Regions from separate parts of the Mus musculus genome. Here all the other regions are linked to region 6. A link is a loop called in an ENCODE intact Hi-C map of the cell type or tissue named here. Cell type or tissue: heart. All regions are shown on one strand.

The links. Hi-C counts contacts between places; a loop is a spot of excess contacts. Peaks named below come from ENCODE experiments on the same cell type or tissue, not always from the same donor. Only the 100,000 strongest peaks of a DNase experiment are listed, where the experiment ranks them.
Region 1: a loop joins it to region 6, with 4 times the contacts of the local background. A loop is called at or near these places in 18 of 42 quality-filtered maps.
Region 2: a loop joins it to region 6, with 3 times the contacts of the local background. A loop is called at or near these places in 12 of 42 quality-filtered maps.
Region 3: a loop joins it to region 6, with 4 times the contacts of the local background. A loop is called at or near these places in 7 of 42 quality-filtered maps.
Region 4: it touches region 6 in a loop (3-fold over the local background); 11 of 42 quality-filtered maps call a loop at or near these places.
Region 5: a loop joins it to region 6, with 9 times the contacts of the local background. A loop is called at or near these places in 39 of 42 quality-filtered maps.

What each region holds. Positions count from the first base shown.
Region 1 is chr6:108,734,236-108,739,235 of GRCm38, reverse strand. No RefSeq gene overlaps it. Among named protein-coding and RNA genes, the nearest start is that of Gm35359, 5.4 kb to the right of the region's middle. In heart, a CTCF peak has its summit at 2,895 (motif pointing right); no DNase peak of the experiment used is centred here.
Region 2 is chr6:108,211,179-108,216,178 of GRCm38, reverse strand. It overlaps Itpr1 (inositol 1,4,5-trisphosphate receptor 1), which reads right to left and starts at 3,083. Exons shown (of 62, transcript NM_010585.5): 1 at 2,826-3,083; 2 at 1,901-1,976. It overlaps Gm38872 (predicted gene, 38872), which reads left to right and starts at 3,261. Exons shown (of 3, transcript NR_167935.1): 1 at 3,261-3,324; 2 at 3,406-3,573; 3 at 3,739-3,923. In heart, no CTCF peak of the experiment used is centred here; DNase peaks (open chromatin) are centred at 2,278, 3,118 and 4,098; H3K4me3 peaks cover 3,910 bases; H3K27ac peaks cover 2,775 bases.
Region 3 is chr6:108,230,559-108,235,558 of GRCm38, reverse strand. The region is part of intron 2 of Itpr1 (inositol 1,4,5-trisphosphate receptor 1); the gene reads right to left. Among named protein-coding and RNA genes, the nearest start is that of Itpr1, 20 kb to the right of the region's middle. In heart, a CTCF peak has its summit at 3,072; a DNase peak (open chromatin) is centred at 2,168; H3K27ac peaks cover 2,326 bases.
Region 4 is chr6:108,355,120-108,360,119 of GRCm38, reverse strand. Itpr1 (inositol 1,4,5-trisphosphate receptor 1) reads right to left here. Exons shown (of 62, transcript NM_010585.5): 9 at 3,837-3,920; 10 at 3,583-3,729. Among named protein-coding and RNA genes, the nearest start is that of Gm35165, 110 kb to the left of the region's middle. In heart, no CTCF peak of the experiment used is centred here; no DNase peak of the experiment used is centred here.
Region 5 is chr6:108,405,489-108,410,488 of GRCm38, reverse strand. Itpr1 (inositol 1,4,5-trisphosphate receptor 1) reads right to left here. Exons shown (of 62, transcript NM_010585.5): 34 at 4,964-5,000; 35 at 4,271-4,399. Among named protein-coding and RNA genes, the nearest start is that of Gm35165, 65 kb to the left of the region's middle. In heart, a CTCF peak has its summit at 2,145 (motif pointing right); no DNase peak of the experiment used is centred here.
Region 6 is chr6:108,095,959-108,100,958 of GRCm38, reverse strand. No RefSeq gene overlaps it. Among named protein-coding and RNA genes, the nearest start is that of Setmar, 33 kb to the right of the region's middle. In heart, a CTCF peak has its summit at 2,344 (motif pointing left); a DNase peak (open chromatin) is centred at 2,258; H3K27ac peaks cover 454 bases.

The sequences.
Region 1 (5,000 bases), 640 kb before region 6:
ACTGTCTTGATTCTCCCAGTAACTGCTGAGAAGGGCAGCGGTACACCCATTCTACAGGCAGGAAGACAGAAGTGCAGAGAGGTCAAGATCTTGCCCAAGGTCACTCAGTAGACAGTTGATGAAACTAGCGTCCAAGCCTGTATCTTCGGATTCCACATGGTTTGAAGTGTCTGGAGTCTGCCTCTTGTTGATGTTCATAGCTTCTGAGCTCCATGGTTTGAAACACTCCCAACCTACACCGCAGAGCCATAATTACTGTAATTGCTCGGCACTTTGTGATATTCCCTCCAAGTTACCTGCAGCCCTCTCCCAGGAGAAGGAAACCATCTGGGAAGATTACAGAAGCCCAGATGTTGCCAGGATCCAGAATGGAGAAGCAAGAACTAACATTATTTTTTCCTCCCAGCATTGTCAGAACTAATGCTTCGAGGTCCCTCCCTGAAACTTAAAGCCGAAATCAGAAACTTACTTCACTCTCTGTTTTATTAGCTTGGAATAGGCCCAGGACAAAGTTAGCCAATCAAAGAATTAGAGAGAACTGCAACCAATTACCCTGAAAAATATGCTAAGCCCGAACAGATTTACTCAGCTCTGCTTAGTGGGTGGCTTTATGGGAGGGAGGCCAAGATTTATCATCTGCTTGGCTTTGCCTTTGATTATTCATTGACTGGGAGGACTTTCTCACCACAAGCTGATACTGTCTCCCATCTCAGAAAGAGGGGGTAAACACGGAACACCACACTGATTCATTCCAAACAGAGTGTTTTTAAGAGGAGGGGACTTGTGGGGCTCATGCATATTCCTTGTTTTTCCTTCTGAAGTCACAGCAGGAGATTAATGAAAACTTTCAGTGCTGGGTTGAGGGGCATGGGTGGGAGAGTTTACTCTGATTCCATCAGGGGTATTCACCCAAGGCATAGTTCTTGATTGCCTGCTATAACTCGGGTGCAGTGGTAGAAACTCCTTCTAGTGGTCCCAAATCAGCTGTCACAAAATTTCACAGGTAGGGATGTACAGATGAGGAAACCGATCATGTTGTGCAGTATAGAATACGTTAGCTGTAGTTGTCACAACTTAAATTGTGTGTGTGCGTGTGTGTGTGTGGTGTGCTGGTGAGTGTGTGTGTGTGTGTGTGTGTGGTGTGCTGGTGTGTGTGTGTGTGTGTGTGTGGTATGCTGCACACTCACTCAAAGGTACATGTTTGCACATTTTTGAAGTTCAGAAGTCAATCTTGGATGACATTCCTCAGGAGCTGTCCACTTTAGCCTTTGAGATGAGGGTCTGTCATTGGTACCCAAGCCTACCTAGTTAGGTTAGGCTGGCTGGCCAGCAGGCTCCAGGCACTGGGATCGCAAGTGTGGGGCACCACACTCAGACTTTTAATGTTGGTACTGGGGATTAAACTCAGGTCTCCCAGCTTTCAAGGCAAGCACTTTACCAACAGAGTCCTCCCCTCATCCCTTCCAATCGGAACAAATAAGTGAAAAGCAGCCACAGCAGCCACACGGCAGCTGTTATCAGCCACACACGACTAGTGGCTGTCGTGTAGTAGACCTTGCAGACGTGGACCACTTCTGTCATCCAGAAAGTTTGCCAGACTGCGTCAGAGTCTAAACAGTGTTTCTCAGTCTGTGGGTCATGACCTCTTTTGTGTCAAACAACCCTTTCACAGGGGTTGCATTAGACTGTTGGAAAACACAGGTATTTGCATTACGATTCATAACAGTAGCAAAATTACAGTTATGAAGTAGCAACAACTCTACGGTTGGGGGTCACCACCACATAAGGAACTGTGTAATAGGGTGGAAGCTTTAGGAAGATTGAGAATCGTTGCTCTAGGACCCAGGAGACTTGCTATTGGCTGAAGCAAAAATGGAATTGAAATCCAAATCTCGCCGGGCATGGTGGCACACGCCTTTAATCCCAGCACTTGGGAGGCAGAGGCAGGCGGATTTCTGAGTTCAAGGCCAGCCTGGTCTGCAGAGTGAGTTCCAGGACAGCCAGGGCTATACACAGAAACCCTATCTCGGAAAACCAAAAAGAAGAAAAAGAAAGAAATCCCAATCTCAATGTGAGTTCCAAGTCCTAATTATTCCCATGATTCTGCCACACCCACGTCATCCCTGGTCTTTCTACGAAAGACTGCAACCTACTGGGGAAGCAGCGTTGATCTGTATTGCATGGGAGCTTATACAGCTGCCCTTCAACCGACAGTGGGGTTCGTCCCAAGGGACCTATTTCTATCACAAACATACAGTTGGACATGCAGTAACATACCTGACCTACTGAACATCCCAGCTTAGCGACACAGGACACTGGAGAGTCTCAGCTGTTTGTCATGGCCACCAGAGTGTATCTTACCACATATAGCTAGCCCTGGGAAGATCAAAACTCTAAGTACAGTTTCCACACTATAGCTGGTTTTTGTTTTTGTTTTTTTTTTTTTTTAGCTTTTTTTTAACCCTTAATCAAACCATTGTAAGTTCATGGGTTTATTTCAGAATTGTAAGTTTGTGCGTATATATGTAAGTCAAAACATTGAAAGTGTGTGGGTGTATATTCTTTTTAATAATTTTTATTTTTTTTTAATTTAGGGTCATTTGTTTTATGCGCATGACTTTTACTTGCGTATACATATATGTGCACCACATATGTGCCTGGTGCCATAGAAGGTTTGAAAAGAGGGGTCAGGTCCCTTGGAACTAGAAGTTTGGATAGCTGTAAGTCACTGTGTCAGTGCTGGGAACAGAATCCGCAGTGTTACAGGAAGTAACTGACATTGGTGATGGGAACCAAACTCTGGTCTTAACCACAGCCCACTTCTGTGTTCTTGATGAACTAAGACTTGCTTTGTATCCTAAAGAGCATGCTGTAAAAATGGCTAGAGCAGACCACCAGGTGGCGTCCACAGTCCATGTCTCAGAGACATGAACGTGTACCTATAAGAGATACTCAACAAAGACCCAAATCCCCGAAGTCCTTTCTTCTCACTGCCCAGAAACTTCAAAATGGTAGAAGAGGCACCTTCCTGTATCAGCTCCTACACCTTTAATCTATCATTAAATAACTATATAGGGGGTGAGGACGTAGCTCAGTAAGTAGAGTGCTTACCTAGCATGTCAGAATCAGCCTGAACTCCTAGCACCGCTTAAAAAGCATCTGGGTGGCTCATGTCTGTAATACAATACTGCAGACAGATGCAGGAAATCAGAAATTCAAAATCATTTATGCATACAGAGTGAGTTAGAGGCCTGCCTGGGCTACATGGATTTCTCTATTTAAAAAAAAAAAGAATATGGATGTGTTATATGCATGTGTATGTATAGTCTGTGTATATAATACACACATATATAATACATACATACACATGTACATACATATGTATGTACATACATACCTATATACATACGCATTTGTGTTTTCAAATACATATTTTATTTTATTATTTTTTGCAATACTGTCCATAGAAAGCAGCACCTCATTCACACTAGTCAAATGCTCAACCACTGAACTAAAGAATTCATCCAAAAGGGACTGTCCTTTCCCTGACCTCTCTGCCAATGTCACTTATTCTTGTTTGCTTCTCTTATCTCTATACATAGAATAGCCAGCCAGCCATAGCCATTCAAATCCTAGACACTGATTTACCGACTTCTTCCTTGCCTAGAGCAAGTACACACACGCATGCATACACGCAAACATGCACATGCGTGCACATACCTCATACCTCAAATTTCAAAAATCTGATGGGTCCACTTCCATTTACTCCATCCAAGCTGTCATCCTCTCGTTGTCGAGTCACTGGCACTAGCTCCCAGCTGATCTCCAGACTTCATTTTTCTCTAGTTCATTCTCCTTTGGTACCCAGAGAAGTCCACTAAATCAGAACAAGTCACTTTCATGGCATGGGCCTTGATTGCACATGGTGGCTTTGCTTGCTTGGCTTGTTTGCTTGCTTGCTTGCTTGCTTGGCTTGCTTGCTTGCTTGCTTGCTTGCTTTTCTCCTGTTCACTTGCTTGATGTTGATCTCCTGCATGAAAATATAAGCTCTCAACTTTCACTGGAATTAGCTAGAGAGCTAGCAAGCCCAAAGTTTCAGTATACTTAAAAATTGGAGGAAAATAAGAGCTCCTATCTGCAAACATATTTTTTTTCCTAAGAAAATGGTCCCACTGGTGGTTTATTCCTTACTTCAAAACGTATTTGTCAGTTCTTGCCTTGGACTTTTCTGAAGAAACAAAGCACCCAAGACTAATCACAAAAGCAGCTACACTGTAAGAAGCAGCATGGAGAGCAGTATGGTGATAGAGTCTCATTGCGATAAACCTCAGAAATACCTTAAACCATCTCTAGACCTCCACCCTTCCTCCTCTCCCCAGTGGCCATGCCTCTCCAGAGAGAACACTTAACCAAATTGCTGATGGTCCTTGTTATAGGGAGAGAAGAACTTTGAAAACTCACCATGATTCCTGATCCTTGTAGGAAGTATGATTTCTCAGGAGATGATTGGGGGACATTCAATATAAACTGGGTGGCATATGCTTCTAACTCCAGCTACTCAGGCAACTGAGACAGGAGGATCTCAGAGGCCCACCTGAGCTACACTGAATGCTTATATGTAGGCTTCCCAACTGCTACGATCCAGCACCCACTCCATGGATGGATTGTCTTTTTTCCTTTATTTCAGATGCGGTCTCATTCAGATGTATATCCAGCTGTCCTGGATGTCCTGTCCCTATGTAGACCAAGTTCAACTTGGACTCATGATCTATCTGCTTCAGCTTCCTGAGTGCTGAGATTATAGATGTGAAACATCGCACCCAACTTCTGTTATTATTTCAATATATGTTTGCTGCAGGATATGATGACATAAAATCCAAAATATTATTAAACGAATAAAACCCTATAAAATTCTCAAGCAGTGAGTGGCAAAGAGACCCAGATAAAATCTTGCCTTGATTCTGAAGGCGCTTACTTGAACAAAGTACAAGACATTTGGC
Region 2 (5,000 bases), 120 kb before region 6:
GATGGAGAGGCCGGAGTGATTCATTTGGAACATAAAGAACTTCCCTTGCTTAGTTAGAAGGAAATCTTGATGAGATTTTCTGTTCCGAATTGATTTAGTCAAGAGCAGATTGTGCTTGCCCCGTATACTCATGCAATGCACACATCCATGAAAGAAATGGGGAAAGAAAGAAAGGAATGGAGAAGAAAACCACTGCAACAACTAGTTGCCAGGCAAGCCAGAGGCCACAGGACAAGCTACCAACATTCCACAGGTAAAACTAAAGCGGTTTAAGCTCTCCAATTATTCACGTAGAGACACACCTGACTCCTTCAAACCTGCTCAGGTGCCGTGATGTGAATGACCACGCTATACTTCAGATATGAGCCAGGCCTAAGGCTGCACGGAGACACTGGCTTTCCTCTGGTTTTCCTTAACTGTCCTGATTCAAGCTTTCAACACAGAGCTTTCCAAAATGAATTCAGCCCAACGTCAAATCCTCCTACAAATACCTACAGTCTTTTATCCCTGCCAATGGCGCTATCATTTTCTTCATACATCAAACTAAGAATAGCTTGTACATTGTTGGTAAGACATAAATAAGTTAATGCATTAAGATCAATATGTTTACTATTTTTCCTAGCATCTCCCCCCACCCCCCGCCCAGTTCTCCATAAACTTAAACACAAGCGGTACACATTACTGCCCGGGCTGCCCAGTGACTTCATTCTGTATCTTGGTTTCTTTACCCACATCTAAGGTCTTCTGGGATACAGCTCTGCAGCTGGCTTGCTACTACCTAATGGAACAGCCTCATTATTTTTAGGCAAAAGATAGAGAAGAGTCTGTGGACCAGTTAACCTCGTCTGTAATGTACTTCAAAGAGAAGGCTGACCCCAAGCTTTAATCAACATAGACTTAAGTCCACAGAAGAACTAGCCTTCCCTTCCAAATGTTTCCCGCTCTGCCAGTATTCCTGAGGACCTTATCAACAGGAAACAAAAGCATTCTACTACCATAATGAAGTATCTGGCTTTTATTCACTAATTAGAAAAGCCCAAAGATTGTAGCCCAGGGAACAGCTAAATATTTAGGACATTAAAGAAGTTACCAAGGACCAGCTGCCCACAGCTCACCACCCACCCCTATTAACTTGTTGTTTACTCAATTCCCAGACATTTTAGGAAAACAAAAACAAAAACAAAATCCAATGGCCAAACCTGAAACCATAGTGGCACCTGTACCTACAGAAGCTTTATTTTCTAGAAACGGGCTGTGATGGTTTTAAATATGCCATTATACTGACAGAAATGCTGCCTGCCCTCAGCTCCTCATCCAGGAACAGGTCCCAAAGCAAGAGAAGCCCGCTGGGTTCCTTGACATTCAGGTGGCTCCAGTGAAACCCTGGAAGCGACTGTAGTATTCTTTAAGCTCTTCCTTCCCGTTTTTAAGTTCTCATTCTTTCAATTTGTCACTTTCATTTCTTGCAGCCCAGCCCATTCTGGGTACAGGCATGCCCACAACCGAACAGAACAAAGTGACAGTTTGTGAAAGGGAGGGGTATCTCACTCTTGCTTAGGGATCTTGGCAGATGAAAAGTTCTGCATCTTTGGGAATTAAACTAATGAGGGCTCCTCTCAGGCTGGTAAGGGACCACCCACTTTACAGTCCCTTTAACTGCACGTTGTGGTCGCTTACCGACATCTTCCCCACCCCACCCCCCTCACCCCGCCATGCTTCACTTCTGAGCGACCTTCAAAAGTGGCTGTCACTAGACCTTTACTCACCCAAGACCATGACCAATTTTGACCACGGTGTCTTTCTTTTCCCTACTTTACCTCTATGGCAGCTACAAGAGGACTTAGAAAATGCTTAGGACAAAAACCCATTTTTGACTACAGCACTCGGCTCGCACACTCACCTGACCCAGGTCAGGCACTCTGTAGCCAATGGACGCCCAGCCAAGGATGCAAATCCTGGTCCCTTGTAATCAGCTCCTAAATATTTAACAAAGAAAGAAGACTGAGTAGGGGATCTCGCGAGGGTCTATCAGAAATTCTCAAATCCAAGTTTTGACTTTTATAGCCTCCGCTTTTCCTGCAGATCCCACTCCCCTCCAAATTTAGCAGCTAAGTCGGAGGGATCTCTTTCCCCCAAATAAAAGCAAACCCAGCATGCTTATTTCCCGTCAGTAGCTGGCCAGAAAGATCAGACACGCAGAAACTTCGAACACGCCGGATGGGGATTGAAGGTGGATGGAAGTAAGGGACGTGTTGAGATCCCAAAGCACTTGTTTCCCCGCGTGGAGGCCAAGTATGTGAAACCCGCGTCCTCATTGGGCACGAGCTCCGTCCACACTTCTTTCCTCATCGCCCCCCCCCCCCTTCCTCCGGTTTTCTTCCTTTTTTTTTTTTTTAACCCACGGGGACCCCCACGCATGCATTATCCTACCAGCTGAGCAGCGCAACAGGGCTAGCTACATTTTTAGAAAGATTATTTCCTTGAGCGAACTCATATGACCCCCTCAAATACCCCCCCCCAGGGGGAAAAAAAACTATTTCCTGCAGACACTCCAACCGTTTCCAACTTGGGGGAATGCCATTTCAATACGGGGAAGGAGGTTGAAACCGGTCACTAGAGTCGAGGACGTTTGGGGTTACTTAAGCCTGAAAAAAAATATATACCTCCCCCCAAAACTGTTCACAGGGAAAGAAGCCCCAAAATACACGCCAAGTGCATGCAAAGCCACCAAAGCCACCAAGAACTCCCGGTGATCAGGGCAAAAACTTCTGCGCACGGGAGCTAGTGCCAACTCCCCGCGCCCTCTGCCCGGCCCCAGCAGCTACCTTGGTGACCGGGGAGCCACGCCGGTTTGGGGGATCAGGACCAGGAGAGGGGTTAGCAGCCGCTGGGCAATCCCATGTCCGCGAAGAGGGAGCTCGTTCCGTTAGGATGGGAGCGGAACACCCACACCTCCTCTCGGCGTGCGCTTTCTCTCTCTCCACCCTCTGCCTCCACCTCCTCCACCACCACCACCTCCTCCTCTCCTCCCACCCCGGCAGGCTTGAGGAAACGCTTCAGCAGAACATCCACATGGTTACTGCACTTTAAAGCAGCGCCCGACCGCTTATATAGGCCGGGAAGCTCCCTGGGCAATGTAGTCCGAGTCCCAGGTCGTGCCGGCGCCTGGGGCTGCGCAGAGGGACTACAAGTCCCAGAATCCCCTGGGCTCCGGGGCTGGGTTCTAAATAGACTCCCGCGCGCTGACCAGGGGTGGGAGGGGGAAGAGGCGCCCAGGCTGAAGGCTCGGGTTGCGAACTTGTGTCTGAACACCGGACTCCCCAGGTTTGGCAAGCCCGACCCACTGGGTATGTCCCCTACCTCTGTGAACCCTTCTCTTTTGACTTGTATCTTCCCTTCCTAAAGTCAGGTGTCACTAGGGTCCGGAGAGAGAGGAAGAGCTCGGATTACTGCTTCGGGAAGTTTTTACAAGCTATTTACCCACCCCCGCGCGCCCTGTGTCCTGGAGCCAAGAATTTCAGAAATCCGAGGCACAAAAACGCCAGTGTTTGCGGTCAAGGATTAAAGAAACAAGTTTGTCTTTATTAAATCTGGTCTAGTTTTTTATTGGATCCTGCTAGTGTCTGCATGAAAAACTAAGTCTGGAAATGGGGTGGTCCCTGCTATTGAGGATGCGGGGTAATCGTGTGAGAGCCCTTTTCTGAATTCGAGCTGGGTCTGTCTTTCGTCGCCCGGTAGGAGGTAAAAGAAACGCTACCCTGACGAGTGAGCAAATAAAGGAACCATGTTGTGACTTGCTGATGTTGTGATCGCGAAGCAGGAAAGAAATACAAACCGCGACCTCGGTCCTGACCCCGCTTCTAAGACCCCTATGCTCCTGGAATCTGTAAACGCTAAAGTAAATAAACCGCAAACCAAAAAAATAAGGGCTTCAGAGAAAACTGCTTATACTAAGATGAGTGCGTCCAGGCGAGGCGTGCTGCAAGTCTTCAACCCAAGCCTCTGGGCTGAAATGGATTTCCACACACCAGAAAATAGTGTAGGCTCCAGGCTGCAAAGTGCATAGAACTTTGGTCTTGGGAAGAAGAGTTTGCATCACAGGCAAAGTTATCCTACTGTCTCCTTCCCCATCCCACCCTACAAACTAGACTGCACGTATTCATTCCACAAACGTTCCCCGGGTGTCATCTGGGTGCCAGGCCAGGCACTGTGCCAGGATATGAGAGCGCGCCAAAATATATCATAACATCCTAAATGGGGGTCTGTCTGCTACCGCTAAAGACCTGTTAACAGTAATCCTTGTAATGAAAACAAATGGTTCTACAGAGCTCAGCCTACCTGCTTTCTGTACAGCATGCTATTGAGTGTCACTGATTCTGGGTTTGTAACCTCTTTGTATACAGCAGGTATAAGGCCAAAGAACAGGACAAGCCAGGTTAACTTTGGTCTCCTTTGCAACTCCAACCTGTACCTATACTAAGCACTTGCCCATTGGGACCTCCATCACCACCTCCTTAAAGGAGCCCCTCCTATTTTAGGAGCAGCCTCTAAGCCCTTAGGCAAATCACCTTGAACTCTTTACCCCAGGTTTGCCATCTAGAGAGGGATTCAATACTCATTAATGTTTGCCTGTTCTCTTTTCCTATTACGTGATTCAACAGCCTTGCCTCCTCTCGTGAAACTTTAAGAACAATAGAGGGCAAAATAGGTAACAATTATTGCATATTTAGTGCTCAACCTAACCATTAGGGGCATCACACGGGTGCGTCCTGTGGCCCAGGCATTGTTTCTAAGTAATTTAAGTAGATCATTTCAGCGATAGCACATGGAAAGCTAAAGGCATGCAGGTTAAGTTATATCCAAAAGGCACCGTTGGCAATCTAGGAGGCAAGTGGGGATGCTTCAAGCTGCCTGTCTGTCCTCGGGAAAAACCCCAACTTGTCACCACAGAGGAATCCACACCTTTCATATCTGTTGTTTTTTCCTTTCCCCGATAAAAA
Region 3 (5,000 bases), 130 kb before region 6:
CCCTGTCACTCATACTGCTATTTCTTCCTAAGGCCCTTGTATCTAGAGTCAAACCAATGTTTTGAACAACATGCAAAAAAGAAATACCAATGGAAATCCCTCCACCCCCCAAAAAATGCACTTTAGGTCCTTCTATTTAAAAGCATTATCATAAATGACCAGAAAGTTAACATACTTCTGGGACCAATATTTTCTTTCTTTTGAAAAAGAAAGAGAGGGGGGAAGGGAGGGAGGGGGAGAGAGAGGGAGGGAGGGAGGGAGGGAGGGAGGGAGGGAGGGAGGGAAGGAGAGAAGGAGGGAGGAAGGAAGGAAGGAGAAAAGAAAAGAGAGAGAGGTTATAAACGTTTTGAGATAGCATCATATGACGTAGCCCAGGCTGGCCGTGAACACAAGAGAGACTACTGACTCAGATTCTCTGCCGAGATTAAAGTTGGCACTCTATACCTCACTAGGGATCAAACCCAGAGCTCTATGTATACTGGGCTAGTGCTCTACCTCGGCGCCATCCCCTCCACCCCACATTGTGATAATTTTACATGAAGAGGCCAGAGACCATGTATAATAAAAGCACAAGATGATTGTTTTGCTTCCTCTGCGCTAGGGGATCGAATCTCGGATCTTGATATGCTAAGCCAGTGCTCTGCTATGTAGCTATCTCCCGGCTGTAGGGCTGTAGGACTGGTTATTAGAAAAGAAGTTCTGTTTGACTGACTTCTGAGTCAGGCCAAATTTGTGTCTGTACATACGGGCCTCCCAGAGGACCAACGGGGAGCTGCTGGATGCAGGAGGGCAGGAATGTGCTTAGGCAAGACAAGCAGGGCCAATTCGGAGTGACTAAAGCTCTCCTCCCAGGCCGTATCCTTCTAAAGGGCATTTGGCTCCGATGAAGGCCAAGCCAGACAGCAGCAGCATGATATTGTCCTTCAAATCTACATCCTCTTCTGGGTATCTTACTGAAAGTTTCTCTCACTGTAAAGCAGCAGATACAACCCAGGGTTCTGTAGTAGCAGAGTGTGACATAACCTGTAAGGCCTGGGACATGACAGCAATGGCAAGACATGACAGAATGAGTGAACCTGCAACCTGACAATCACAACAGGTTCCTGGACTTCAGTTGACACTAAGAATCTACAGCAGTCCTATTTGTCCCATCCAGGTTCCAGCCTGACCCCACCCGGCTTAGCTTCTGAGATCAGAGCAGATGAGAAACTCTCTGAGTAGCTTGGAGCTTGAACGCTTCAGCCCCACCATTAAGCTGAATAGCTAACGCCTGTCAAGGACTATCGTGTCCACCTCTGTGCTGAGAATAAGATTGTCTCAGAATCCTCCAGACATGTGGCACGGCGTGACATAGGTCCACCCCTCTTTTGTTGTTGGGGAAACTGAAGAACAGAAAGGTTCACATGTTCATCATAGATAATTAGTCAGACAGGAGGCACAGAGATCTACTGAGTTCTTACATGGGCTTCTTCATCAACAGTAATCCCTGGGAAAATGGAAAATGTCCACTGTTCTTATTCTCTGGGTGGCAGTGGAGAACTGTTCACTTTTAATGTTTTTTTTTAATTTATTCTTCTCTCATACAATACATCCTGCCACACCCTCTCCTCCCTCCACATTTTTTTTCTTTATGGACAATTCTAATTCATTTTTTTCCTACTGCTGAATTCCTCATTTTCCTACCTTAGTCAAATATAACACTTTTGTTAAGTCAGAAGAAAGGGTACGCGTCTTCTTTCTTGCCCATATGCTTATTAAGTAGACAAGATAATTGAACAAGTAACCTTTTGCCATAGTTTATATTTCCCCTGAAAACAGAGGCCAGTACACCCACCACAGTTAATGATCCTCAACTGGGCCATCTGCCAAAGGTCCCAACTTTAAAAAAAAAAAAATTAAGGATCATTAGGGCAGATTCATCCCCAGGGGCATCAGACAGTGATTTGTTTCTTGGATAAGTTGAGTAAGTGAACCACTTCCAGGTCTGGTTGGAAACACCTGGGTCTCCCGCTGCTCTGCCTTTAATGGCACACAGGGATAGGAGAGGGCCAGGAGGAGAGACTCTGAAACAATTATCAGTTGTGTACTGAAAGGGAAAACCGGGGCTAGCAGAGTCAAAACAACAGGCGTTTGGGGCTGGAGGGACTAGGTAGGAAGTAGGCCTGGCAGCAATCATCAGGAAGACTTCCTGTTGTTAGAGAGCTGGGTGGGAGGCCACTTCTTTATCTGATTGAGGACCATTCTGCCTGTATGCCTCTACCAGCCACACGCAGGGCTCCCAGTAGTCCTCAAACACAATGACCCGGTCACTGTGAGAAAAACAGAGCAGGTACCAACCTGCCATGCTGTCCTAACTGTGTCATAACTGCAGCTCCCAACACTACAAGGACACCCAGGGCTCCATGCCAACAGCTCTACAAAACAGGCTTAGTAGTCGACTAAGTCGACCTATGACTCCATCCTGACTCTCTATGTGTAAGGTATTTTTGTATGCTAAGCCCACCAAGACTTCTCGGCTGATGTGGACCTCTGTACATATCTCTACACTGGGGATAGACTTCAGAGACATGTCATAGGGAAGGGATGAGGCCATGAATGCAAAGTGCCTGAGACACGAGCTGACATGCTTTCAGCGTTCACTGCTAGCTCTTTTCTTCAGTTAAAAGATAAAGACTAATTCTGAAAGAATCTAAGATCTCGACCTCCATGAAGGGGGGGGGGGGTTCCTCTGTAATAAAATGTCAGCTAGGCGTTGCCACAAATGACCTCCTGTAAGACCTGTGATGATCCATTTTACTTTAGGGAAAGATAATTATCCTTCCTAATTCCTCTACTGGGAAAAAGCTGAACGGTACAGAACGACTCTCAACTCCCAATCATGAGGCCCGCAGGCCTTTCTGAAGGCACAGAACTATAGACTGAATACACACAGTGGCTTGAACCACTGGCTAAGCATGTCATCATGCATGTCTCTTGTGCACTGCTGGAATCCAGCAAAAAAAAAAAAAAAAAAGTCTCCTCTGGAAGCTCACAGCTCCTGCTTAAGTACACAGCAATTACTGCTGTCCCCACAGGGAGGCAGCCACCTCCCAAAACTTTTCCTTCTCACCTGTCTTCTGAAGTTTCAAAGGCTTCTAAATCTGTGAGGGCTGCATAGCTCTCTCACAATGGCTTACCACTTTCCTTCCACTCTGACACAGTATGGTCTCCAAAGCTCAGCGTACAGGAAGACAGAAGGCTCCGGGCTCAAAGCACCAGCACTGACTCCCAGTTCTGCGAGTTACTCAGTGTAGGAATTCACAACTTCCCTAAACCCTGCTGTCCCCCGCTCTACACTATATACATCTTGAGGTTTGGGTACATGACTGTGACAAGCACCAGCAATGCCCCTGGTATAAAGCTGTGTCACCATCTCTATGACCTACAAGCGCCACCACCCATCACCACCCCCGGCTGATTGCTGCCTAAGGCACCTGTCAGAACAGGATTTTTCCAGAATAGCTGGCCAGAGTAGAGGATAGCTGCCCTGGTGCTTCTGCACACTGCGGCCACAGCAGCCAGATGGAGTTCCCACCCCCTGTGTCCGAGCTTCTCACTGCCTAAGAAATGGGTAAAGAAAAGGGGGTGTTTGGCTGCACTCCTAGGGACAGGGCAAGAACAAACACACAAACACAGAGATCTACTCTAAGAACAGAGCAGAGGGAGTGGCACTCAGTGTCCATGTTGTTCTCTGCCTCCCAGATACTCTCTGTGTGCTCTGCTGGCCCCTTTGCCTAACTAGGATCTCCACAGATCTGTCACTGGCAACAGCATCTAGGGTTCTGCTCCTGGTTGCCCACAGCATCATCACAAGCTTTACGGCATTCACAGTCACCTGCCTAGCTTCAGTGAAAGCAAGCCCTTCGGCTCTCAGTTCAATCATTATTCCCACGATCACTGGGTGAAGACAAATCCTTCTGCAACTTCCACAAACTCTGCCTGTGAGATCTTCTCTCCTCAGCTTGCTTCTGTCACAAGCTCACATCTATCGGTGTGATGCTTGTCTGACACCCTTGAGGGATAGGCAATTCTAGAGCTCTGCTCTCTACACAACTGTATCTCCAACAGCAATGCCTTGCATACAGTAGGTGCTCACAGAATAAGAGTAGGTGCTGTCAGATGAAAGACTGAAGAGCTTGGCTTGAACATCCACTCCTCGTGATTTTAAATCTCAACATTACTAAGCCCTTCATTTCTCCTAACCTCGCCTCGCTTCCGTCAGTCTCAGCCAGCTTCATTTCTTTTTTTCCCCATTTTCACTTGTGTGTAAGCCTGTGGGGTGTGTGTGTGTGTACATAAGTTTGAGTATGTGGGAGCACTGTGAGGGCACACATATGCATGTGTGTACACATCCACAGATGAGGTTGACGTCAGGAATCACCATCAAGCCCAGAGTCTCCAGGATGTCTAGTCTCACAAGCTGTGCCCAGGGATCTTCTGTCTCTATCTTTCAAGGCTGCAGTTGTAGGCAGGTGGCTATGTGGGCTCCAGGAACCTGAACTGCCATCCGTACCTCCGAATGGCAAGCACTTTAACTACTAAGCTATCTCCCCAGTCCCAAATACCATTTTTCAACTTATTTTTTTATTAATATGCATGTATGTGTGACAGCTTGTCCGCATGTGTGCTACATGCGTTTAGTGCCCTCAGAGACCAGGAAAGGGCAATGAATCCTCTAGGGCTGAGTTCCTGGCAGTCATGAGCTGCCATGTGGGTGCTGGAACTGAAACTGGGTTTTCTGCCAGAGCAGCAAGTACTCTAACCACAAAGCCATCCCTCCACCCCATATTTCATTTCTTTCTTTTTTTTTTTCATTTTAATGACTTATTTTTATTTTATTCATATTAGTGTTCTGCCTGCTTGCATCCTATGTGTGAGAGTCTCAGATCCCCTGGAACTGAACTTAAGGACAGGTGCAAGCTGCCATGGAGATGCTGGGAACCAACCCGAGTCCATTGGAA
Region 4 (5,000 bases), 260 kb before region 6:
TTTCATAGGAAATTCAGAAGAAAGAAGACAAAGAAACAAACAAACAAACAAAAACTGGCAGGAGACAGATTTTAATGAAGCAAGAAATTGACAGCTGGTTGTCCTCAGAGCAAAAAGAAAATGCCCTCAAGGGAACTTTCAAGTTAAATTTCCTCGGAAAGTTGTCAATCTTTTATTAATCTCAATCAATTTTGAATAAGGAAGGCTTGGTGAATGGTTTTTAAGGCACTGGTGTCAGAGACCCTGATTTCTATAGGCTTACATATTTTCTTAACCATGTCCCAGCAGAGTGAACATCTGTTTATAAAGTGCCAACTGTACAAAACTATCCCGTCCACTGAAGAAATGGCTCAAGAGAAGTAGTTAAGGCAGGAGACAGTCTGCTTTCCCTCTACTTCCGACATGTTTGGTTTTTCCTTACTTTGTATTTCCACTTCTAGTTACCTTGGGAGACTGCTGTCCTACCTGTCTCTTTCCTCTCTTACCTCCTCCCGTCCCCGACCCCCTGACTTCCTCCTCCTGTATCCTCTCTGCTTTCCTCTCCCACTCCCTGACTTCCTCCTCCTGTACCTTCTCTGCTTCCCTCTCCCACTCCCTGACTTCCTCCTCCTGTATCCTCTCTGCTTCCCTCTCCCACTCCCTGACTTCCTCCTCCTGTATCCTCTCTGCTTCCCTCTCCCACTCCCTGACTTCCTCCTCCTGTACCTTCTCTGCTTCCCTCTCCCACTCCCTGACTTCCTCCTCCTGTATCCTCTCTGCTTCCCTCTCCCACTCCCTGACTTCCTCCTCCTGTACCTTCTCTGCTTCCTCTACCCACTTTCTTCTTGGACACTATTTTGAGTGCAAAGAAAAGAACAAACACAAACTGTGAACAAGGAGGATATCTGTGAATAAAGACAAAGTTCTTTCTAGCTCTCAGGGAACTCCCTGAATGGAACAAGCTAAATGGACTGACTGTCCCTAAACAGATGTGAACAGCCAAAGAAGAAATGCTTCAGACACCGGAGAGGAAAAAGCAAAGAAAACTGATGGACAAGCTAACATACCCCCCCCACACACACACACCCCCACACACAAACAAAGAGGAGAGATGGATGGATAAGATGAATGTAGGTAGATAGGTCATGTGTCTTTATCATGGCAACTGCAGGAAATTATCTACCCAATGCCAGGATGAGCGTATTTCTACATCCAGGTCAAAGAAAAGGAAGGAAATTTGTAAATGGGCAAAGTATTTGAGCAGATACTATACGAGAAAGGCTGCACAAAGAAAAGATGAGCACAAAGGAAATCAGCAACATCACAAGGGAGGGCAAAGGCCACGAGGAGCAGCACTGTCATATCTGTTTCAGTGGCAGCCATGGAAAAGAACAGAGAATCTTGAATGCTCAGGGAAGAATTCGAAAATACTCCCTCTGCTTTAGAAGACAGGTAGGCAACTTCATCCTTGTTCTCAGTTTCCTTTCTGTTTTGGTTTGGGTGTCTACAGCTAGCCTAGCTTGACTCTGAACTCATGGTAATCCTGCTGCCTTGGCTTCCAAATGCCGAAATTAGCAGCATGTCGTCCCCACTGGATTTGGATTGGCAATTTCTTATAACATTGATCCTATAGCCAATACAGGCTTCAGTTATCCCACTGTCGTGCATGCAAACACATGAAAACTTATGTCTAAGCACAAGTGTCCCTGAAGCTTTATGGATAACAGCTCCAAATTATAAAGAACTCAAAAGTCATCAACAACTGGCAAATTTACAGGCTGCATAGGCTGAAAGCTGCTCCGTGCCAGTCAAGGGAGAGGCTGGCCACCTATCAGCAGTCACCTATCCAGGAGCAAATGGGACGTACTCGGGAACAGGCTGGGGGACCTCGTATGGGCTATTGTTCTTCTGGTGCCTGATCCAGGTGCTGGTTCTTAGCTGAGTGGAATATAAAAAAACATAATTCTGTGTTTATGACTTGGGCATTCTACTATATTTGCCAAGGGCAGAAGGCAGGAGAAGGGGCATAGGTAACAAATAGAGGCAGAAATGCACTACACTCAGCGGGAGACGATGGAGGACAGCCCTGCCTTCCGTCATGCTCTCAGTCGAACACTCCTATCAGCCTCTTCCTTGGTCTTGCAAGCCTATTATTCCTCAGACAGAATCGCTGCTTTCTGTAAGCAGCTTGTTGACTGTGCCGACTCTGTCACTCAGAACACCTTTCCGGACTTCTCCCTGCCTGGGAGGAACATTCCCAGTGCCCCGCAGCTTTGGCAGTTGCAATTTGAAGCGCTGGTCTCCAGTGTGGTCATTTCCCCCTGTTCATCCCGTGTTGCTCCAAAAGCCAGGTTACTCAGTGTTGTGCCAAGCCTGTCTCATAATATTTCCGGGTCCAAGCCTTTCCCTTACATGGCAGGAACTACCCCACTTCTCTCCCTTCCACATGCAGATCATCTAGGAAACATCAGTCAAATGCTCGCTCTTTCAATCTTTGAAGGTCTTGTGACAGTTTAGCACTCGTATCTAATTCCTTCTCCTCACCCCCTCCAGCCAACTCGCTAATCTCCCTGCCTTCACTATCAACCCTCGCCCTTCCCCTCTGCCTTCCCTTTCCCCACACATTGACTTTTGCTTTTGGTTTGGGACCAGTGTACTGGGACACCCACTGTCTTTTAGGAAGTCTTAATCCTCACCCCATCAGTTCTTCCTTCCTTACTAAAACCTCCTGAGCACGGGGAACACCTCTCCAGTCACCCCAAAACACCTCTCCAGTCACCCCAAAGCTCCAGAGCACCAGGAACAGCCCTCCTGGCACCCAGGCCCTCCTGCTGAGCACACCTGTCTAGACGCTTGCTGCTTTTCTTTTTATGATTTGAGAATTTCACGTATGGGTATTGAAATTACATAATTTCCCTCCTCCTTCAACTCCTCCCTTGCCCCCGACTCTTCTCAAATCCATGGCCTCTTCTACTTTAAGTCTATTATTATTACTAGCCTGCTCATAGGTATAAATGCTTAGGATTGGATAACCTATCAGCTGGCTCATCCCTGGAGAAGACTGGATCTCCCCTCTCTCAGCAGCCACTAATTTGCCTGGAGCTTTCACCAAGGGGTGGGGTCATGTGGAACCCCCACCCCCATCCACAGAGGCACGTCAGCTTTGGTGTTTCCTCAGAGCTTGTTTAGGTAACCCTATTGTTGAGATTTTGGGAGTGCAGCTTACCCATCATATGCAGGATATATACATACACATCAAGCAAGAGAAAGGAAAGAAAAAAAATCAGAGGAGGACAGGGGAAGGTAAGAAAAAGACATTTCTGGTGACTTGGGGAAAGAATGTGTATCTTTCTCCGTAAAACCATGCAACTTCCGTCTGCTACATCACGGTGTGCTTGCTTCCCTGGGCCATGTCTACTAATTTTTATGACTATCTTGGTATGATTTAGAAACACAGCTGCTGAGAGGTTTAATTCTGAGCTCCATCACACCCCCACACACATACATACACACACACACACACACACACACACACACACACATCCCCAGTCGCTTCCCTCACCTCTCCTGCCTCACGCTTTACCTCCACAGCCCACTGCTCACCTCCACTTCCCACAGGGCTTTGGAACTGGTGGCCGATGTGGCTGACTGCCTGCCGGTGGTCCTCAGGAACACATGCTGCTTCTTCCGGTGCTCATCGCAGGTGAGAAACTTCTCTTGCTCGGCATGGAAGAGCCTCACCACATCACCCTGTACGTGAACACAAGATGGAAGGGAAGGGTTTGGGAAACGGGTTTGGAAACAAAGCCAACCTGCTACTCTGAGAAGCGCACGGTGCCAAGAAGAGTCGCACTTACTCCTTTGAGAATATCGTCTTTGTTATCACTCCATTTCATGAAAAGCACTATCTTCCAGCTTGTATTACAGTTGACGGAGTTGACCTAGAAAGCAAATCAAAGTTAATTTTTCACATAGCTCCTAGAATAGCCATGTCATATAGACCCAAAGTTCCTCCCAGGAAGGCCAGCTGGGCTTCAGTACAAACATCTTGTTATATATAGTTCAGAGAGCTATAGCGTCCCCTGAGTTTTTGTGTGTCTGAAGGCAGAGGCCCCAGCTGGTGGAGCTGTTTTGGCAGGATCTGGAATCTTTAAGAGGAGGGACCTAGCTTCAGGAAGTTGGTCTCTAGAGTGAAAGGCATTGAGGTGGATGGCCTGGCCTTGCCTCCTGGCCACTCTCTCTGCTTCCTTCCTATGGACGGACATACAGCCTGACTGGTCAAGCTGTTCCACTCCCATCCCTGTGTCTTCCCCACCATACATCTTAGCCACAATAAACCTTAAATTGCTTTATTTTCCCCAGGTATTTTGTCGATGAGTAAAGGCCATGAGAAAAGTCCCTAATACATCCCGAAGAAAGAACCTCAGAACGCACGTGGCGGGGAAGAACATTTGGCAACAAACGGTTCGTTTGTGCCCGTCTCTACACATGCTCCAAATCTGACCTGAAGCTCCAAGCCCTGGTTCCCTCCTGCCCCTTTCGGAATGCTATGTTTCTCTCCTCTAAGTCTCTGGCTCTGTAGCCACATGTATAAATGCCAAATGAAATAAAGTACTTATAAAATGGAATGAGATACTGAGGTAAGAACTGGTCCACTGCACACATTTGAAACCGCCAAGGTTGTCATTAACAGCAAGAGCAGCACCTCACGTACTCGCCAGCAGCACCCTAAGAAACTGGACCTCCTTTCAGACTGGGAACTGATGCACAGAGATGTTAAGTAACTCATCTGCAGTTCCAGGGCTCAGGCACCACGGGCTGAGATATGAATTCACATCTTTCACAATCCAGAGCTCATGTCCTCTCCATGAGACAGACATCGTATCATAAGAGATTTAGGATGCTGTGTCTGTAACTGCCCAGGGAGACACAGTGAGATTGGCAGATGTAGAGATGAAAATAAGAGACTGTAGCAAGGCTACACACAACCTGTAATGTAACCTCCTGAGAATTACCATAAA
Region 5 (5,000 bases), 310 kb before region 6:
TCTACCCCATCAGACACTCCTGCCATGATATGCTGCCTCACCGCAAAGCTTTGGGGAAAAAAAAATTAATCTTTTTTTGTTTGTAACTAAATTAGTCTGTTTTTTTTTCATCATATCAACAGAAAGCTGAAGAACACAGTGCCTAGATGGTGAGAGAAGCTCAGGAGCATTTTAAAGCAATAAAATAGTATCACCGACTTCATGTTACTTATTTTAGATGCATTTTAAACTTGATATTATCTAATGAATTCTGATCACCAGAGTGAGCAGGGAAATCAAACGCTCCAAAGCAGTAAAGCCACGCAACTACGAACCAGATGAATTAACCCAGGTCAGCGATTTCACCCTGGTGTGAGTGGCCCCCAGCATGTTAGATGTACCACAGTCACTTAGACCAAACTCTCCTTGAAGCACCATGTCCCAAGAAAAGCTCTGACCTCATGATTCTGCTGCTGCTGCAGCGTCCCAACAGCTGCACTACAGGTGCAAACCACCATCCTGAGCTAGCATCTGTATGTCCAATACTTTGTTTGCTTATTTAATTTACTTATTGTTTAACTGTATGCATTCATGTGTGTCATGGGGAGTCAGTTCTGTCCTTCTAGCATGGGAGTTCCAGGGATCAAACACAGGCCTACTAGGCATGCTAGCAAGTGCCTTTATACTTGAGCCATTTCACTGGCCCTAGACACTATATATTTTTTTTTTTTTTTTTTGGCTTTTTCAAGACAGGGTTTCTCTATAGCCCTGGCTGTCCTGTAGACACTATATTTTTAATTCACAAAAATGGAATGCCAGATGGATGTCAGCAGGGACGTCACCTCTATCCTTATTTATGACAGTCTCTTTGATGGTACAAAGACAACCCAGCTGTAATGGGTAGTGACAATAAATATCCATTTAACCCAGAGCACGGGCACAAGCCAATTGCTTTCTATGAGAAGACCTCTCTTTGGCCTCATGAGAAGAACTAAGTTTGCACTCCTTTTAAAGTAAGAGCATGCATACAGCTAGTGAATTAGATACTGACTTTCTGAATGCTTTTTAAAGTAGGGATTTCTTATCTCTATTCATGTGACATTTTTCTCTTTGGACATGCCAGGCAAAGGTGTATGGTGAGCTGCACCAGTCATCTGTTTGGGGCAGATAACTCATTCGGCTGCACTAAAGTGCATCGGAAAGGAGTAAAGAAAGAGGCGGTGAGAAATCTAAAGGGATTTCCATGGTGAGAGGGAACCAAGGCAAGTGCTAGAGGAGAAAGAGAGCCTGTTTTAAGAAAATGAAACAGAGGAATAGAATTTTCAGTTCCCCCCTACAAATGCGGTTCATGTATCTTCCCATTGTTGGGTGCGTGATACAAGCCAGATGTGTCATGCATGATCTCATTTGGACCTGGATAATAACTATGTGACATGGAAGTTACCTTTGTGTTCTAGTATAAGACAAAGGCTGGGCAAGGATAAAATTATCCAAAACTGCTAAGAGAGGCCAGCAGAGCGCTGACTCAACCTCTTCTCCCCATTCAGGTCAGCTGGGACTGGAATCTTCCGGAAGAACAGCCTGCCCTGCGCTCCCAACCACCCAGCAGCAAGCTTCAGTACTCATAGAGGTCAAGGGGACAGGGAGCCAGAGGAATTGGCCAAGGAACCTAGAGTCAGTTCCTATGGCTGTGGCTTCTGCTTAACCTCTGAGTTTATAAAGGGTCCCAATCGAAAGAGCTACCTGCCCCGAGTCCTTGCCCCTGGCCTGCCCCTGTGCTAAGAACTGCGCGAGTATCTCATTTAGCCTTAGAATGACCCTGTGAAGAAGGAAGGGGCATTATTATAAATGCTGAGCTTGAGACGAGACCCCTATAGTCTAAGTCACGGAGAAGTGTTCCTTGGTTAGTCAATTCACACGAACCAGTGTTTATGAGCCATCTGCTTCCTCCTGTCTGATACCTGGGCATATAAAGGTGACCGAATGAGTTCTCAGTAGTTGCCTCCTAACTGAAAAATGTGACAGGCAGCATGGTGACATCAGCTCACTTGACTTCTTAGCCAAAAGGACAGGGCTAGTCCTATAGTCTATTCATTGTTTGATTGGGTAAAGAGTGATACAGGGACTCAAGGATACATGTAATTTCAGGAGTTATCCACAAGGGGGCACTGCTGGAATGTGGTGGAACCTTTGATAGGTAAGGCACTGTGGAAGGGACATTGGGACAGTGGCTCCTTTTCATTTCTTTCTCCTTTTTCCCTTCCTGTCTTCCCTCTGCCCACCTTTCTCCCCATGCCTCCAGTTGCAGGCACCACACTGTAATGTGAAATAGTCCTGCAGTCCTACTTGGTTATGAATCCTATCCCTATCCTATCCATAACTGCGCCTTCCTCTGGCCTCTCAGCTCCTCTCTTGAACCATTCATGTTCCCTCCAGGCCCCGCGAAGTCCCTTCCCTGCCCCGGCTAAGACTTTATTTTTAATCTTTAGCCATTTTATCCTTCTGAGTCTCAGAGCTCAAGTACTAACTCAAAAAATTGGTAACTAGGTGCTGGTCGTTAATACCAGCATCAAAGGCCCAGCAATGTCTGAGACACTAGTCTGCAGACCGGTAGAGGCTGCCACATTTGAACCTCCTGCTGTGTGCTAGGTACTATACTGAATGTTTCAAATAAATATTGTATCTCATTCTCACAAGAGCACACCAAGTTGATATTATATTCTTGCCAGACATACACGATAAGTTCTGAGCCAGGTGTGGTGGCACCGTTGGGAGGTCAAAGCAGGAGGATCAGGAAGTCAAGGCCAGCCTTGGTGACATAGTGAGTCTGAGCCACCATAGGCTACATGAGACCCTGTTTCAAAATAGAAAGGAGAAAAAGAGAAGGCATGAAAAGGGAGGGGAGGGGAGGGAACAGGAAGTTCAGTGACCTCTCTGTGTTAACAGAGCTCAGATAGGACAGAATAGAGATTTGAATCCAATCTGTCTTGCTCTAAAGCTTCCAGAATTCTCCTCTTCCTCCCTGGAATTCACATTTACAAGCTGATACTTGGGCATTTCCCTGGCAGCTCAAATGCAGTGCATCTAACGCCAAATTCATCGGTCTCAGCTCTGACATAGGAGGCGGGAGGGAGAAAGAACTGAGATGTAGCTAAGGAGAAGACACGCCTTACAAAGGAACAGCACGAGAGGCTACACAGGCGTGTTCATTACCAATGAAAGGTTCAGAGATCTATCAGCTACGTCTTCAGAATTACACCTTGATTTCTGGGTATAAACTACACCTTAGGAGAGATTTGGAATATTTGTCATTTGAAGATTTACTTCTCTGGCAATTCTTGCTTATATGCTGGATAAATTTAGTCCACAGAAGGAAACAGTAGCAACCAAGGTGAGAAGCCATAATGTATGCCCCATTTAAAGCTGTGTGTGTGTGTGTGTGTGTGTGTCTGTCTGTCTGTCTGTCTGTCTGTCTCCAGGTACACATGTTCAACAGCACAGGTTTGGAATTCAGAGGACAATCCTTACAAGCTGATTGTCTCTTGCTACCCAGTAGATACAGGGATTGAACTCAGGTCGTCAGGCCTGTGAGCACGTGCCTCCACCTGTTGGGCCATCAGCCGACCCACGGCATACAGCTTATGGTTTTCAACACTGTTTCACTATCTCCTGGGGCATCACCATCTCGAATGTCACCTTCTACTACAAGAGAAGCGTGTCTGGCCTCATTAATCACTGTGATTTCCTGGTTGGCACTTGGTGTAAAAGTACAAAGAGATGATGCACCTGGCTGTTGTTAATGGGCTCTACTTCTCAAGAATGGATCGCCACTCTCGTGTATCCTTGGGTTCTCCATGTGCAGATTTATCAAGGACTGAAAATATCTGAAAAATCATCAGGTCTGTATGGAATTCATACACAGTTTTCCTTGCCCCTGAATAATATGGTGGGCCAACTACTCTCACAGCGGCTGCATGGCATGGCTCACTGTAAGTCGCTTAGAGACGATTTAAAGTCTGAGGGAGCATGTGGGTAGCTTCTATGCAACTATAACACCATTTACTGTTCAGGACTTAAGCACCCCTGGATTTTGGTATGTGAGGACCGAGAAGGTCCAAGAGCCAATCCCTACAGGTACTATGGGCAACTTCCCTTCTGCCCCCAAGGGCCCCTGACAGAGCCACCTTCCATTCTGGCTTTGCAGAATGGCTCATTTCCAGCTCCCTGCACATGCCTGGATGTAGACTGCAGATGCCCACATGAAAACTGTCCCTCGGGAGGCCGTTCTCACCTGCAGAGTGGTGCTCTGGTCTGAGAAGGGAGAGCTGAAGAAGGTGGTGACGATGCTCATCACGATTTCAGTGACGTACTTCTCCAGAATGGAGTCTGCGTGCTTCCTGTCGCTTGTGTTGTTACAGGCCTAGAAAAGAGACAGAGACTGGGAACTCAACTCGGTATGCAAGCCTACTCCAGAATATCAACAAATGACATTCCTCACGGGACAGAAGTAAAGATATGGAGGCCACAGTGTATAACAGATGATCATGAAGATTTCAGTGTGGAACAGGAAGTCACAGTGTATAATAGGTGACAAACAGGAAGTCACAGTGTATAATAGGTGACCACACGGGTTTTGGAATGAGAGATGCTTTGGATAGTATAGTACCTGTCCACTATTTAATCGTTCTGCTTGGAATAAGATTAGCCCTTTCTAAGGTTGGAGAATAAATTTTTAAACAAATTGAATAGTTCTATACCTTGAGTTACAAAAAAAAATCACTTATATTACAGATGAAATAAGAAATTACTAAAAAGAAAAAAGTAACAAAAGTATCAAGTATGAACAGACCCTTCCACTCAGAACTGTTCATGGAAGAAAATTCACAACTGGCTTTTACAGCATTTCTGAACAGGGATGACAGACAGTCCTATCATACTCACACACACAGACACAGACACAGACACACACACACACACGCCTCACCCTGCAGATGTCCACGAGGAAATTCTCAAACAACTTC
Region 6 (5,000 bases):
TGAACTGTTCTCTGAGCTGATTTGAGTTTGGTTTAGTTCAGCCTCATGATTTAAATGTATCCTTTTTGCTGTGATTACAGGTCCAGGATCTCCGTTCTAACTTCATCAGCTCCCACATTTAAAGGTTAAGATGTTGTTCAAGGGGACAATTAGGGTTTGGGAGAAAGGACTCACAGGGTACAGGGCTTTCCTAGCTCAGCAGTTCATGTGTTATGGTTTGGGGCTCTGAGCTTCTCCAGCATCATCAGGGTCAGTGAGTCAGCAGTATTTTCAACATTACTAGTAGTAGTAGTAGTAGTAGTAGTAGTCCCCTCCTCTTCCTCTTCCTCCTTCTTCATTCCTAGTATCACATGAGTGTACTATAGAATTTTCAAGAGACTTCATGGTATATAGCTTCTTTTGAGTTCTCTGTCTTTTTTAGGAGTGAGAACTTTGAGAGTGAATTCTCTAGGAGAGAAGCCAGGTCCCACAGTAACTACCTGTCTTTGTCTTTGAAGAACATGACTCACCCTTCTCCAACCCCTCTGAAGACAGCCCAGCAAGAACTGAGCACAAATTACTCTAAGAACAGCTTAAATGACCTTCCAAGAAGCTGCCATGCACGTCACATCTTCCACATAGCCTTTGAAACATCATGTGGTGCATGGACAAGTCTCATAGCTGGAATCAGTCTAATGTCAGACTCCCACAAGTGTTCCACATGTCAAGGAAGGTTTCTCAACATGGAAGCCTTCACTCGAGGGGACAATGGTCTGGGACCCTCTGTGTCCTTAATGTCTTCTCTTTAGGAGATGGCTGTATTACAAAGCCAGTTAGAAGGGCCAGGCTCTTGCAGTCTGAAGCACCCACTTCGCTCTTCCCTGCTGAGGTTTGACTTCTTGGTGCTATGGCTTCTGATTACTATACTTCGCAGCTAGCAATTTCAGGCACCTCCTAGGTGCTCAGGAGTGCTTAATGCCCATGATCTAGTTTGATCTGGAGCACAGTGGTGGGAGGAACTAGTTGTTTTGGGTCATTATTCCCAGTGGGCATGTAGGAAACTAGGACTCTTAAGTGTCTGCAAGGTGCCCTGGGGCAGCTGTGGGATGAGGTAGGCTCAGGACTTACTGTTTTTGTTGCTGCTATGGTATTGGATATTTGACTTTATTGTGCCTTTGGTGACGGGAAACATGGATGGAGTCTGAGAAATTATGAGGCTGAGCAAAAGGTCCGTAGGGAGAAACAGGCAGGAGGGAGGTGGCTGAGAACATTAACTTCAGGCTGTCAAATTCAATGATTTAAAATCTGGTCCCACCGCTTGTTAGATCTATGACTTTGACTGAGTTCACCAGCCCATTTATGGCTTGAAAAGCAAGTGAAAATATGTATAGATGACATAGAACCCAGGCTGGGCTGTTAAGGTCGTATAGTGTGATGTACGCATAGACCCTTGACTTGCCTTAAATCCAGTCCCAACTTGGAATGTCTCTGCTTTGCCACATCTCAGTTCCTCCAGTGAGTTAATAAGACATTGGAGGTTAAGACCATGGCATTTTTGGAAAGACACACTTTGAGCCCATCTTCCCCCTCCCTGCCAAATGTACCACTTATTTTTACAAATAATTAGATGACTCTCAAGAAAGAATTTGTCACCCGGGCAGTGGTGGCGCATGCCTTTAGTCCCAGCACTTGGGAGGCAGAGGCAGAGGCAGAGGCAGGCAGATTTCTGAGTTCGAGGCCAGCCTGATTTACAGAGTGAGTTCCAGGACAGCCAGGGCTACACAGAGAAACCCTGTCTCAAAAAAACAAAAAAAGAAAGAAAGAAAGATAAATGCTGGAAATAATGGCAACCACAGCATACATTGTCAGCTCATTTGTGTTCAAGTGCGTGAACTGAGTGAAACTGACAGAAGGGGCTGAAATCCATTCTGAAGAGCAAGGGGAAGAGTGTATTCACTGGGCTCATTCGAAGTCTGCAAAAGTGTACAGTTCAGTTGCCTGGTCTTTGTGAAACAAGGCTGACCTTTCCTATTCTCTTACCTCCGCTGCTGGGCTCAAAATGGAACATTGTTCCTTAAGAAATAGTTTGGGGCCCTTTGCTTCTGTTCCAAAACAGTTGTAAAGAGTTGAGTGATAGTGGTAGAAAGCCACCATCAGGGCAGTCACAATCACGTGTATAATCGTATTAGCGAAGGCCTTCGCTTCGGGACATATAAGGGAAGGCAAAGACTGGAACCCAGTGGCCATTGTTTGTGGTCTCTGAGCTTTTAGCAGTGTTTGTGGGCGGCAACATTTGCACTTCCTCCTGTGGCCACATTTCAGCTGTAAGGTGGCTGCCAAAAGTACTTTTATGTGTAACGTTCTCCCTCTAGTGGCCAGATGGGCTTTGTAGTTATTTATTTTATTGTTTTCTTACTGTTTTTTTAATAAATCGTCTGCAAATTTGAAGAACCTTTCATTTAGGGGTGCTGTGGATTTAGGGTTGCTAAGAGGAAGAAGCTAAATGAGATGGGGTACATCTTCTCTTGGGTCAATGTTCAGGTGTTTGTTTTTATTTGTTTATTTGTTTTTAGTTTATGTGTGTGAGTGTCTTGCCTACATGGGTGTGTGTACATCACCAGTGTGTTTGGTGCCCACCAAGGTCAAATCCCTTGGAACTGGAGCTCCAGGACAGTTGTGAGCACTTTGTGGGTTCGGGGAACCAGACTTGGGTCCACTTCTGGAACAGCTAGTGCTCTTGTCTGCTGAGCCATCCTCTCTCCTGCTCCAGCTGCTAGCTTTGTGAAGAATAGGCAGAAAGAGAGCTTTGAAATGATTCCTCATCTTTTCATTTGGAGTTTTGGAAACATTATTTTTCTAGCATCCCTTATTAAAGAAACTTGTCTTTGCAGTGGGTGGATACCATTATGGAGAATCACGACCAGTCAGAATGCAGAGCTGGGGAGCCTAGTCTCAGAGTCTGAATTTACTGAACATCCCCAAACCTAAGGCTCAGAGAACATGGCAGGAGAGGGGGCAGAAGGGTCACAATAGATACGAGAGTAGAGGGTTTGCTGGGAAACTGTGTCTTCCCATGTCAGAAGCTACACCCATAAAGTCTCACCAGCATGACTGCATAGTAATGTGAGGTGAGCAACGGACATTCCAAAGTGCACAGGGAAAGCCCACGGGGCCTCAGCTCTACAGGAAGAATATTGGAATGCTGAGAGCGGGAGAAATGCTCTTCCCCAGAGAAGAGCACACCAACTGCTTATCCAATACCAAAGGTCCCTGAAAACATACATACAAGTAGCATTATAGAGTCTGAGCAGGTTATATTTAGGGAAATAAACATATATGCATATATGCATGGAACAACAATTAATGAAAAATAGAGGCTATGTATTTGAAAAAGAACAAGTAGAGGAATATGGGAGGGAGAAAAGGAGAGAAATGATGTGATTATATTGTAATCTTAAGAAAGTATTATTAATAGCTATCAAGTTTCCCCCAGAAAAATCTGTATTTTAAAAATGTATCATATGTAATCAATACCTGGGGTAAAACTAGCAACTCAAAGGAGTAAGTAGAGGTTGAGGCAGGGAGACTGTTGATTTGAGGCTAGCCTTAGCTATGTAGAGAGACTTTTACAAACAAACAATACAACATAAAATGTTGCCCCACCCCCACCCCTGCTCTCTCTCTGGTGCTTCTCTTTTATTCTGTAAGTTCTGATCTTTCAAACCCATGGCAGTAGGTTATCATTGTCAATAGCCTCTTTCCAGATTATTCTATGCATTTATAAACAGTACTACATATGTATGCTAGTTTGGACAGAATCAGCTGATACACACAATTATGTCTGTGCTCATACATAGAAATGATGTGGATAGTATAAAACCTTGCTTTTATAAAACAAGATGGAGCTGGGTTATATAATTTGGTGAAAAAACACCCGCTTAACATTTGTGATGGTGTGAGAGTTTGATACCCAGCACTGAAAGAAAAAGAATCTTTAGATAATACTATATCTTATACAGCTTGTGACGGTGCTGTGTATTGCTGTGGGGATGGCTCATCTTTAAGTTCACTTAAGGTTTGTATTTATTTATTTAAGATGCATTGGTGGTTTGCCTGTATGTATGTTTGTGTGGGGATGGTTAGTAGATCTCTGGAACTGGAGTTGCAGACACTTGTGAACTGCCATGTAATTCTGGGAATTGGACCCCAGTCCTCGGTAGAGGGGACAGTGCTCCTAACCACTGAACCATCTCTCCAACCCCTCCTTCTTAAAATTTTAAAGTGCACCTTTTAAAATATTTCATTTTTAAATCATGTGTATATGCTTGTGTCTCTGTATATGCTTGTGTCTGTGTATATGTGCATGTGAGTATATGTGCTCTCAGAGGCCAAGAAGGATGGGTGGCATTCTCTGGAACTAGAGTTACAGGTGATTCACAGCTGCCATGTGATTGCTGGTAATCGGACCTGAATCCTCTGCACTTCTTAAACCATTGGGCCATCTCTCCAACCCCTAGATTATTGTTGTTGCTTTAAATTATGAGTGTGTGTCTGTATGAGTATGTGAATGCAGGTACCTGCAGAGGCCAGAATATGGTGTTACATCCCCTAGAGCTGGAGTTACAGGTGGTTTGATTCACTCGTCCTGGGCGTGAAACTTGGGCTCTCTGAAACAGCAGCTTTTAACCTCTGAGTCATCTCTCAAGCCTAGGTATAGTTCATTTTAAAACAATTGATTTGATTTAAACATTCCTTTACCCTAAGTATCTGCGTATTTTAAAAAAAATCTTCATTGTTAAAACAGCAGACCAGTTCTTTCTTATTTATCTTTGGCAATTTGTGGCAATATGTTGGTAGGATACATTCCTGGGGCCCATATGGTATATTAAAACACACAATTATTTTAATAGTGATGGATATCGCTAGCCTTGTGTAGCAGTTGACAGCACAGAAAAGGGTGTACCCATGTTATATGCCCCGACACAGGGACTCTGCTGTACTTTCTCCTACTTTGCGTCTGA